Linked DNA regions of Homo sapiens: region 2 is linked to region 1. A link is a contact called in ENCODE Hi-C or POLR2A ChIA-PET data. All regions are on one chromosome and are shown on one strand. The core of a region is the stretch at or near the end of the contact, and the rest is flanking DNA. Distances in the headings are between cores, read along the strand shown.

The links. A loop is a pair of places that touch in the nucleus more often than their neighbours do. ChIA-PET counts read pairs that join two places held with the same protein, here RNA polymerase II (POLR2A). Pooled maps may share reads with other maps.
Region 2: a map of Calu3 shows a loop between it and region 1 (3-fold over the local background). The contact joins two enhancer-like sites. A Hi-C loop is called at or near these places in 3 of 168 maps with a recorded cell type or tissue (Calu3, Right ventricle myocardium inferior and mammary epithelial cell), 1 of 37 single-sample maps with no recorded cell type and 1 of 50 pooled maps. POLR2A ChIA-PET finds 5 or more read pairs at or near these places in 3 of 52 experiments (MCF 10A, activated T-cell and common myeloid progenitor, CD34-positive).

Annotation. Positions count from the first base shown.
Region 1 is chr22:32,657,483-32,663,765 of GRCh38, forward strand. All of the region lies in intron 6 of SYN3 (synapsin III), which reads right to left. It overlaps LOC105373002 (a long non-coding RNA gene), which reads left to right. Exons shown (of 4, transcript XR_938176.4): 4 at 3,242-6,283. Among named protein-coding and RNA genes, the nearest start is that of SYN3-AS1, 86 kb to the left of the region's middle. RefSeq lists an enhancer at 3,446-4,645. Within about 2 kb of position 3,954, at least 12 of the 41 ENCODE cell types and tissues checked have a DNase peak (open chromatin) inside an H3K27ac peak, as active enhancers do.
Region 2 is chr22:32,741,533-32,747,524 of GRCh38, forward strand. All of the region lies in intron 6 of SYN3 (synapsin III), which reads right to left. Among named protein-coding and RNA genes, the nearest start is that of TIMP3, 57 kb to the right of the region's middle. Within about 2 kb of position 3,804, at least 10 of the 41 ENCODE cell types and tissues checked have a DNase peak (open chromatin) inside an H3K27ac peak, as active enhancers do.

The DNA.
Region 1 (6,283 bases), core at 2,704-5,203:
AGAGAGACACAGAAGTTAGCTGAGACTCAGACAGGGGTGCTGGCCAAGGAAGGTTGTTGCCCCAGGGCCAAATGGCCTTCAACCAGGGGCTACTCGCATTCAGGCTGCCCGGGCAGAGCAGAGTGGGGGTGGCATCATTCTGAGAACAAGGCAGGGCTTGGTAAGAAGGGCTGCAGACTGTGCTCTCCGGAGCCTTCCCTATGCTCAAAGGACACAGCAGTCATGAACTGGGCTCCAGTGTCACTCATCAGCTGAATGCTTGGGACAGGATCAGGCCAGCCCCTCCTCAATGCATGCCAGCCAGGCACAACCAAAGTGCAGACCTACAGCCCCCCAGTGGAGAATGGCCAAGGACCATGTCAGAAGACCTTCACCCTCTCTCCCCTTGCCACCCTAAGTCTCTGGCATTGTGCTGGCACCTTCAACAAACACTTCTCTTTCCCCTCCTGTCTTCCTAGGACAGTGTTTGCATCTTACTCATCCTGAATCTCCCTCAGTGCCCTGCAGAGAGTAAGTGCCTCACACAGTGCTTGATGAGTGGATGAAGGTAGCCTTGTTAAAGCCTCTGGGATGGATTTGAGGACGTTAAAGCATGCTGAGGGGGAGGAGAGAGAAAAAAGGAGGGTGGGCCGGGAGTCGGGAGGAGACCTCTCCATTCTTACGGTGAACAGGCCAAGTGAGGCAGAAGGAGAATAAAGGCAGAGCCTAGGGTGAGGGCAGGGGGGCTGCAGACACCCCTAGAGCCCAGGAGAAACCAAAGGAAGGTGGTCGGTGACGAGCAGGTGGGAGATCCCTGGGTAGGCTGTGCTGGCAGCACCCTGTGCTCATAGCTGGTGTTTGACTTCCCCCAACCCCGCTTTCGGGTGGATGGGTGAGAGAAGCAAGTGTGGCCCAGCAGGCTGCAGAGTGAGCTGGTGTCTGTGAGAGGCAGGGGTCCTCCTGGAGACTGGGCCTTGGGTCAGCGAGGGACATGCTGACCCTGCCTTGGCAGGTTAGAAGCTGGACAGCCAACAGCCCTTCCATGATGGCAAAAATACACATCTCTCACGCTCATTGAAGGCTTTGCAATTTACACAGGCTACAGGATGACTGTGGAGTCGCCCATCCCATCCATAAGGCATTTCAGGCAGGTACCATGATCAACAGATGCTATTACACCCCCATTTGATGAGTAAGGATGTTCGTGGTGACAATGGGATTTAGGGTGAACATGGGGTCGGGATGTGTACAAAGATGAGGGTGCACTTAACTTCCCCTACTGCTAAAAAAGGGACGTTGAGCTGGAGCTTGAAGAATGAGCTGTTGTCCATCTGAGGGAGAAGGCAGAGAAAGGACATTTCAGGCACAGTGAACATGTGTGAAAGGATGGGGGCGTGAGGAAGCATGTTATATGTAGCGATAATAACAGGAATGATTGCTAACATACATTGCGAGCATACCACATGACAGGCGCTATTCGGACTTCACATACTGAACTCAAATCCATTCTCACGACAGCCCAGTCTGGTAGATGCTAGCATGAACTCCATTTTATAGATGAGGAAATGAAGGCACAGGGAATTAAGTGATTTCCTTAAGGTCACAATGAGAGCAAGTGGTGAAGCCAGGACTGGAACCTACTTGAGGGACAGGCGTCCTAACAGTGTAACCAAGGTGAGTAAGGGCTAAGCAGGAAGGGATGAAGTATGTAGCTAAAGAGTTGGAGTGGGGTGATGATAAGGGAAGATATTTAGATTTTATCTAAGAAGCAATAGGGAGCCATTGATGGTCTAAGCAGAAGAGTGTTAGAAAGGTCCATGTGGCACAGGAAAGAGGGAAAATTGAGAGAGAGAATGAAGCCACGAAGAGTGTGCTGGGGAGACAGCCAGATCCTTTATTGTTACATGTAAGCCAGATTGCTTCTTCCATCTGGGTAACCATCACCCACTCTGGAGCTCAACTTCAGAACATGGGTTATACTATTTCACAAACTCTTCCTGGGAGACAAGAGCTCCACCTGGACCTGTGACATGACTGGTACCTCCCACATCACATTCTGTGCACCCAGTAACTGCATTTGGCTCTGTTTTCCTTGGATTGCTAGACATTCTTTACCTCTTTATTTAATGCACTAGGTGGTGTTCCTTTTCACCCTAGGAGCACAGGATAGTATTAGAGTCCTTGAAAAGGTGTTTCAGATATTCTTAGTGGGAAGCTCTTCCACTGGGTGTGACCCTGGACAAATGCCTCCTCCATACTTTTTTTGCTGCCTGTCTTGTTTCTCATATATACATGGGCAGGCAACCTGGATTCTGCCAGGCAACCAGGTGGCAAGTTGGCCCGCCCACCAGTCCCAGTTCTAAAGAGTGGCTGTGTGACTTTGGTGAAGTCACTGTGTCTCCCTGGGATGCATCTGAGAGGAAGGAGGCTGTACTAGACAATACAGGCAATACCTAAACTGTCCTCCAGCAAATCATGTTTGCTGTTTCCAGAATCTTTACTTCCGAGAGTCTAATTTTATTCAATGGTTCAATGTATATTTGTAGAGTCAGGCATGGTGCTAGGGATATGGTGGTGCAAGATAGAAAGAACCCTTGCTATCATTCTCACTGATCATATTCAGTAACTGATCCCATTGAACATCCATGCATTGAGCACCCATTACCTCCTGGATCTGCTGCTAGAGGCTATGAGAGGCATAGAGAAGATGAAGATATGGTGCCTGCTCTAAACTAGCTTTTCCTCCAAGTTCACCTCCTTAAAGGGAGACAGCCAGCTGAATGTGGTCAGGAGGACTCCTTAAAAGGCGCTCCTTTTGCTCATCACCTGTAACTTCAGTCAAATAAGTAGCCGTGCCAAACCTGGTTTCTTTGGGGCATGGCTTCCAGGTCAGTGCGTCTCTGACACTTGCCCCAGGTGCAGCAAAGTTGCGAAATGGACACGGCTCCGTGTGCCCACCAGATGGCGGCATTCTAGCATATTCCCTAACAGCTGGGGTCATTGAGAAACAGCACCCTGTGTTGGTGGAGGGAAGAGACCACTTCCTCTCTAATCCAGGGCCCATTCATACTGATCTTCTGGAAAGTTCTGGGGTTAAGGGGCTGGCGGGGAAGGAATGGTGGTCGGGCAAAGGAAAATGGCGCTAAATGCTCCATCCAACAAACATTTCTGGCTGCCTTCTGGAGCTCCCCTTGTCCCCAAGTCTGCATTTGGTGATAAATTTGCATCATTACTTATTTACCTGTCATTCTCTTTTGTCCAGTTGGCGCCATGTCTATTTCCTCTTGGGATCCATGGTGCCTACGCAGAGTCTGGCCCAGAGCAAGGATTAAGGGTCTTGGCCGAAAAAAAGTGAAGCTTATTTTAAGCAAGAACTTAAAACAGACTCTCACCTAAGGACCACCACCCAGGCGAGGGCTTCTTGGGCCATTAACATCCTTGACCTCAAAGATGGAAATTGCAAGATGGGAGACTGAGAGTGCCGTTCAAGGTTCCCTAATGTGAGCCATTGGAGACATGGCTGGGATCAACTTTAACCTATCTCTGCTCAAAAGGTGTCAACCTTGTCCACATCAGCCAGGATGTCAAGGTGGAGAGGATAGAAATTCCGGATCTGGCTGAGTCTAGTGCCCACCAGAGAAAACTTTGGCCTTTAATCTGGGATTTTTACATCATTTTCTTCTCTAACAGAGGGAGAGAGAGGGGCATGAGTTGGGTCCACCAATTGGGACAAGCAGGTCCAACCTGCTTCTCTGCTGTCTTCAATTCCATTCAGACCCCTACGCCCTGCTGCCTAGCACCTCCACCTTCCCCTCTGGGGCTCCAGCAAAGAGGAAGGCAGTCAGAACCACTCCAAAGGGTCCAATCTCCTTGCATTCCAGCCCTGGCCAAAGTCAGCCCGGGAACAAGTGGAGAGCCCCTCTTGAAGGAAGTGATTCAGAAACCATGATGGCCTGGCGGCCCGCCGTGACTCACAGCACATCAATGGGGGAATTGTCTGTAGAAGCCGAGAATTCCAAAGCTCTTTTCTTTCCTTTCTTACTTACTTTCTTTTTTTTCTTTCTTTCTTTCTTTTTTGCCCTCCCCTTGGCGGCATTGTGCAACAGCAGGGCTGCCCAGAAACATGTGGTTTTCATCATTGGCTCCACAGCTGCCCTAGAGCACTGTGGAGAAAATAAGATGGAGAGGGAACAGGATACAAGGGGACCTGTCGCGGTCAAGCAGGGTCCTTCTCTTTCCCCCCACCTTTCTTGTCAACACCAACATCCTCAAAGAGCATCTGGAACGGAAGGGAATAGAATTTTGGATCTGGGAGAAAACTTAGAGTATGTCTCATCCAATAACTCTATGTACAGATGAGGAAACTGAGGCCTCAAGAGGGGACGTAAGTGGCTTGGCAAATGTCCACAGCCAAGTTGCATCTTGCATCTTGCTGCAGTGACTGACTTTTCTTAGCCTCCAAGTCAGGAAATGTAGTTTGACAAAGGATAATTTTTTTCCATGGAATGTGACAGATGAAAAGTCATACCAAGTTTAGTTATAAATCTCTCCATTGTCCCTTTCCCCTTATCTACCAGTCTAGGGAGTCTGTTTTACCCGGAGTCATCTGTGGGGACACGTGCAAAATCTAAAGGTCTTTTTGCAGTTGTCATCTGATTGGTCATCTCTGTAGCATGTGAATTAATGTCCACAGGTTTCCAGGTATTCCCCCTATGCATCCACTCCTACCTCTGCAACGTCTCCTTTTCGGCATTCTTTTCTCCTCCCTTGGCTCTCAGATGCCTTAGTTCTATAGGGCTGTCTTATCTTAACTCATATCCATGTTCACGGTTTCAGTGGCTATCATTCAGCTGAGGACTCCCAAATCTTATCTATAGTCTGTTCATCATTCCTGAGCTACAGACGTGTACATACAGCTGCCTTCTCAGTGCCTTTCTTGGATTCCCCAGATGGAACTCATCATTTCCCTCCATAGCTCTTTGACTACTTTGATTTTATTACCAAGTAACTATGGGACCAATATAGTCAGTGTTCCAAAGCACATGCTTTGGCATCTTATTGACCTGGGCCTGACTCCCAGATATGCCACTTAACTGGCTACGGGTCTTTGGCCAAGTTACTGACCTTTCCAAGTTCCTCATCTGTAAAATGGGGGTAATAAAAATACCTACTTCATAAGGCTGTCATTAAGAGGAAATGAGTTAATACAATAGCATTAACACAATGCCTGGCACATAATAAATACTCAATTACTGCTGAGCTGTTATTTTTATTATGTACCTCAGCATCCTCCCAACTTGAGCCACACTGAATTCTTAGCACTTAAAATATTTACTGACCACATATGTGTTCCAAGCACTGTGCGTGGTATAGAATTACATGAGTGGATAGATGAATTTTCTGTTTTAAAATTGCCTTACAAAGTATCCCCATTTTACAGATGAGGAAGACAATCACTTTCTGAGAAAAGCAAACAACCAACCAAGAGATTCCCTCATGTTCCTTCTTACTAGCCAATAATTTATACTGAATATGATGACACAGAAAAAAAGAAAAAGGTAGGCCAATTCATAGTTCACTTTTCTTTTAGTCCTTACTTACTCAACAGTAAGCCTCAAGTAGAGGGGGTTGGAAGAATGTGTGTGCATCCAGAAGTGAAATAAAAACAGTTGAGTTAGTTTTGTGTAGCATGGTTGTGTAAGAGGAAACCCCTTTCGCTTGGCTCTCATTTTCTCTTGCTGCCGCCATGTAAGACGTGCCTTTCGCCTTCTGCCATGATTGTGAGGCCTCCCCAGCCATGTGAAACTGTAAGCCCATTCAACTTGTTTTTCTTTTCTTTTCTTCTCTTTTTTTTTTTTTTTGAGTCTCACTCTGTCGCCCAGGCTGGAGTGCAGTGGCGCCATCTTGGCTCACTGCAAGCTCCGCCTCCCGGGTTCACGCCATTCTCCTGCCTCAGCCGCCCGAATAGCTGGGAGTATAGGCACCCACCACCACGCCCGGCTAATTTTTTGTATTTTTAGTAGAGACGGGGTTTCACCGTGTTAGCCAGCATGGTCTCGATCTCCTGACCTCGTGATCCACCTGCCTCGGCCTCCCAAAGTGCTGGGATTACAGGCATGAGCCACCACGCCCAGCCTAAACCTCTTTTTCTTTATAAGTTACCCAGTCTCGGGTATGTCTTTATTAGCAGTGTGGGAACTGACTAATACAGCATGTAGGAACTATGAAATATGAATTGTGTAATTTTATTGATTCTGCTTATGAGTTCAATGTTTTCATATTTGCATTTAAAATTTTGCATTGC
Region 2 (5,992 bases), core at 2,554-5,053, 84 kb after region 1:
TTTTAGTAGAGACGGGGTTTCACTGTGTTAGTCAGGATGGTCTCGATCTCCTGACCTCGTGATCCGCCTGCCTCGGCCTCCCAAAGTGCTGGGATTACATGCGTGAGCCATCGTGCTTGCCCTCTAAAGCCCAATTCTTAAACACGATACCATACCAATCTGTGCCTTTCCTCATAGGACAAGCTCTAAGAATTAGTAGAAACCTTTGTCAATAGCGAAATTAGTGGGAGACAGTGTTCACTTTATAGATCAGTTTCTCATAGGGTCTCTTTAACTAGTATCTTCCCAAACATCTATTATTAATCAGATTACAGTCAAATGTCCCAAGCCAAAGGGTTCCAAACTCTTCCTCTTAACTAAGATAAGGCAAAGAGGAAATTAGTTATTTGACCCAAGTATTTACCTTTCTAGTTTAACACTTTCCATTTTTCCAGACAGGAAGTTAAAGCACCAAGCCCTGGCCGGGCGCGGTGGCTCACACCTGTAATCCCAGCACTTTGGGAGCCCGAGGCAGGCGGATCACGAGGTCAGGAGATCGAGACCATCCTGGCTAACACGGTAAAACCCCACCTCTACTAAAAAAATACAAAAAAATTAGCCGGGCATGGTGGCGGGCGCCTGTAGTCCCAGCTACTCAGGAGGCTGAGGCAGGAGAATGGCCTGAACCCGGGAAGCGGAGCTGGCAGTGAGCCAAGATCGCACCACTGCACTCCAGCCTGAGTGACAGAGTCCATCTCAAAGTAAATAAATAAATAAATAAATAAGTAAATAAATACAAAATAAAGCACCAAGCCCTTAGTCACACAGCCCAGAATGACTCCTAGGTCTCAGCTTGGATTCTTATAGGATCTCATGGAAATCTCTGGAAAAGAAGAGAACAGGACAGAAGACCTGGCTCAACACAGAGCTTCAATACTCGCTGGCTTGGCAGTGGAGGCAAGGAAAAGAATGGTTGGGAGAGGATGGGAAATGAAGGGAGGATCTTACACCAAGGACACTGCTGTTTGAATACCTAGTCTCTGCCAGGCACAGACATGTTCTTTCTCACTCTATAGACAAGGAAACAGAGGATCAGAGTAGAAAAGCAATTCAGCCAAGGTCACCCAGTGAGGAAGCACATGAGCTGGGATGTGAATTTAGCTCTGCCTGAGTCCAAAGCCCATATTCTTTCCATTTTATCCTACAGCCTTCCCATTTCACCTCCTTGGCCTTGTTTTCTCCTCAGCAACCAGAAGTCCACGTTATTAACAACTTTCCCCATTGTGCATAGTATGCTTTAAAATATTCCGTCTTATCACGCCATTAATAGCAACACTAGCAACAAAAACAGCTCACACGAATAGCTATAAGGTCCCTGGAACTGTTCTAAGCCTTTTATAAGTATTAGCTCATTAAATCCTCACTAAGACCCTATCACGTATGATGCCCTCCGTTTATAGGGAAGAAATCAGAGAAAGTAAGTAACTTACCCAAAGTAACATGGTGAATTGTCCATTCAATAATAGTGAATAATAACAAATCAATGAAAACCTTGAAGTAATTGAAGACTGCTCCAATTACCAATCAAGTGATCAATATGAGATAATCAGCATTTTTTTAACACTAGCTATTTCAGTTACCCCCTGAGTGAGTATAAATGTATGATTCATATGTGGCTTTGGGAAATCTAGGAAGTTGCCAGTGGATGCCTAAGCCCTGGTGGGGAAGGGGGCGGCCTTGTGAGATGTCACAGTCATCTGATGCCTAGTATCCCAGCTCCAATTCTGAACATTCAATGTCTCACCAGCAGAACGGAAATAAAGGAACAACCCTTGGCTGGCTTCTGCAGACAATTCTGGGCCATCCTGGTGCCCCGAGCCAGCTAGTGGCCTAGAATCCCTTCTAACCAGGGGCAGTGGACACAGAGGAAGGAAAGAAAGGTTGGAGACAGAGGAGAGGGAGGGAGCATTAGGGAGAGAGAGAGGTGGAGGAGACGCTGAAGGCTGAGACAACCGTCCATGCTGCCTGCTGCCCACCTGCTTGGGAAGAGGTAAGTCTTGGGAAGAGGTAAGTTCTAGCAATTTCACCAGCCACTTGCCCACCTGAGCTAGATAGGGTGGGTGGTCAGTATCCTTGGGGCTCAGGTGACAGTTGTCTTTAGCTGCCTCTCCCCTTGGACTCTAATTTGCACAGATGAGCTTGAAGGCCCGCCTGGGAGGTCAACATCTCCTCCCTCTCCTGTTCCTTCCCTCCTGGAGACTGGGCGGCCTGAGGCAACTGCAGAAGGCAATGAGTTGGTCTTCCTGGGGTCCAAGCCTCCTTTTGGGGGCCTCTTTTTCATCTTGGTGGCAACTGTTTCCCTCCAGAGGCTACAGGTGTCATGGAAAACCCAGCTCTGGACTCAAACAGACCTAGGTTTGAATCCTGACTCATCACTACTACCTGCGTGATCTTGAGCAAATGAATTTTCAGAGAGAATAAGAGGTACCACACCAGCCGGGTGGAGGGATTATTCATGAGATGATGACCCCTTTCGTGCCCAGGCCACCCCTTGCTCTCACTCCCCCTTCTCAGTGCAAACCTACTGTAGAGAGTGGCTTGTACATCAGTGCCCTCAGGAGTTAAGAGCAGATGCTACCTTCTCTGCATTTTGATAGAGAACAAACAACTCTATGAACGTGTTTACCAGAAGTTTAAGCAAATCTCTTTCCCTCGTTGGGGACTCATTTTTCCCTTCAAAATGTGGAAATGGATGGCAGACCTAGATGATTCCAGAAATTATTCTGAGTCTGAGAGACTGGGCACTCCCAGGAGCCCAGTCCAAGCTAAATTGTAATAGACAAATCACCAACGGGAAGCGATCTATGAGAGCCGTTCCCTGTTATTCCAGCTCTACTCATTAATGCCTGCTTCTTACCTAACAGTATGCTGGGTATCGAGTGAGCTAACAGGCCGTGTAATAATAGCTAAATGTCACCATTCCTGAGGGCCTAGTGTGCTAAGAAATTCATCTATTTAATCTTCAGAACCCAATCCTCTCCTTATCTTCATTTCACAGGTTAATAAGTAAGAGACGGTCAAATGCAAATTTGGGTCTAGTGGACCCTCAAGTCCATGCTTTCACCCAACATGCTACTGTGAGTGTCTCTCTCTTACCGCAGGACTCTGTCAACCCGGAGAAGCAGCTCACTGTGTCGGTAAGGAGACAGGATGTTGGGCAGAAACCCCGCTGAGAACTAACACCACCACCACCACCACCAAGGGCAAGCTCAGGAACAATGATGGTGTGGGCGATTGCCCACGCAGCAGGGTGGTCTGACAAGAGGGCAGACCCAGGCAGAAAAGACACACAGAGACCGGCAGGGAGCAGAGAGAGGAGAGTGGGAGAGCCGGGGAGTCGGGCTTGTCCAGGAAGACTTTCTGGAAGGTGAAGGAAGGAAAGCAATGTTTACGGGGCACCCAGCACTCTGTGCTAGGCATTTCAGAGAAGTGATTTCATTTATCAAAATGTTAGGATGGCTCTGTGAGGGAAGAAACGGCACTCTTCTGACGGGTTAGGAATGATGGGCTGGGAAAGGGAATCAGTGGTGCAGAAGTTCACTGCTAGGAACCAGGAGGAGCCAGGATTTGAATCCAGCCAGCAGGGATGAGGGTCTCTCTCTCTCTAAACTCTGCGCTCCCAGCACCCAGCTTCCCATCCAGAGCAGATGGAGAGCCTGGACTTTTGCTTTCACTGATATTGGCTCCTGTTCCCCATGCACACCCTCAGCTCCCCCAGCTTAAGTGGGTTGTGAAGTCACCGCCTGTCTTTCCTGCCAGCTGCTTCAGCCTCAGGCCGCACATCTGGAGGGTGGGACTCCACCCGTCTTCAAACCAGATGTTCGGGGGTGGAGGGGGTGGATGGCGGACTGTCACTGACCAATGCCTCCTGTTTGTCTCTTCTCTGGTAATCCTCTTTCCTTTCTTGTCCAGGGAATGTGCAGCTTTGGGCAGGGGCCTTGTCAGATTCCCTCAGTAGCTTCCCCCTCCCACTGCTCCGGGAACTGGTGACTGGAAACTCGGAGAGGTCTGCAAGACGCAGCCACTGCACGGCCCTGGGTTAGTCACAGCAAAGGTATTTGGCACCTCCAAGTACCTGCAGAGCCTTCCTGGGAGGGGAAGGGGAAGAGAGGAGACAGAGGCAGAGAGAGAAACGGACACGTACACCCAGATAGAGAGCAGAGAAAAACACAGAGGTGGGGAGAGAATAAGAGGCAGAAGGGAGAAAAAAGCAATATGGAGAAAGAAACGCAGACAGGAATAGAGGCAGAAAGCCAGGAAGAGAGCGAGGAGGACAGAGGCAGGATCAAAAGGCAGGAAAGAGAAGACGCTCCAGCCAGCGTGGTGCCGACCAGTCATTCCTGCTGCTTAGAAGGCAATTTTATAAAAGAAAAGAGGAGAGGACAAGGAAACAGTTACTCCTAAGTAATGAAATTGACTTTCCAGTTTGAAGTTGGATGTTGACTCAGGGCTCTTTGACTTTTGAAATCAATTTTTCAGTTTCATAGTCACCTCTTAAGAATTGTTGTCCAAACTCAGTTTCCTTATCTGTAAAACAAGTTAAGTGACGGTCAGTTCACAGAGTTGCTATGAGGACTGAGCGGGTTGCAGGAGCCCACATAGACTGTGAGATGCTGCACAAGGATCAGGTCCACGGTTGCAGCCTAAGGGGCAGAAGAAAAGGAGCTCCAAGAATCCCCCTTTGGGTTGACTTTTATGACCAGCTGGTGCCCTTTCCCAGACAGTTGGTCTGATTGGAAATGGATCCCCAAGAAGAAAACATTAATCTTCACATAAAAGATGCCCAATATTTTCAGTAGATCCAGCTGGGTAACCATGAGAAAGTCACTTCAGCTCTCTGGGTCTCTTTGAAATGACAGCTGGACTAAATAATATTTTAAAGCTACCTTTAGCTTAAAGCGTGGACAAACCCATGACCACAGGGATGAGGAGGTGCTAGTGTGGTGAAGGCTTCACCATGGGATGAAGGCTTTCATATTTGGATGTGACTGGGTGAGGGTTGGGCTCTTCTCAGATGTCCCTTCCTCCAGGAAGCCTTCTCTGATTCTTCCAGCACAGGTACAGTGTCTTCCTCTGGGCCCCCAGTCCAGTGCTACCCTAACATGTGTTATGGTTGTCTGTGAGATGACTGTTTCCTAACTGGACCATGAGCTCCTGAGGGCAGAGACTACCTTGTTCAGCCCCAGGTGCCCAGGGCCCAGGGCCTGGCATTTGCAGGTGGTCAGTGGATGCTTGTGGACTTGAATGGGACTGAATTGCCAGCCCACATTCTTTCCCATTAAGCCAGACATTTTCAAGGAGGAAGGGCTGGGGCCAGGCTTAGCCGCCGGAGGCTTTGGAAGCAACCTTTAGACAATTTGTGCTGTGCTCCAAATGCTTTCTGGGAGCCAACTGAGATTCCAGGGCAGCTGAGAGCCAAAAAGGGCGGGAGGTAGACTCCCTGGCTGGAGGGAGCCTGGGTGGGGTGGGGGACAAGAAAGGGGAACTACCTCAACACAATGGCTAGCATTTCTCCTGCATTTTCTACTTTACATAATATTTCCACAACACCATTTTGTTTGAGCCTCATGCGAATCCCAGGGCTAAGTAGAGCAGTTCAATAGCACGATTTTTCTTTTTCAGACAAGTCGGACAAGACTGAGAGAGGCGAAGTGACTTGCCAGAAGTCACACAGCCAGATTTGAAGTTGAATCTTGAATCCTCAGATTTCAGGTCCAGTGTTCTTCCAAGACCAAAAACAAAACAAAACAAAACAAATCAAAACAAAAAAATTGGGAGGTGATGTCCATGGGTCTGTGTTATTTTCCCATTCATTGGTAGCTTAATGAATTGTTCTGTCTTTCTCATCCCATCAATATTTAAAAATTACCACAATTGGGGCTGCTATTGATGGGACACCGGTAAAGTGCTTTGTTGTAAGTCCTTTATCAACATTATTATATTTAATCTGATC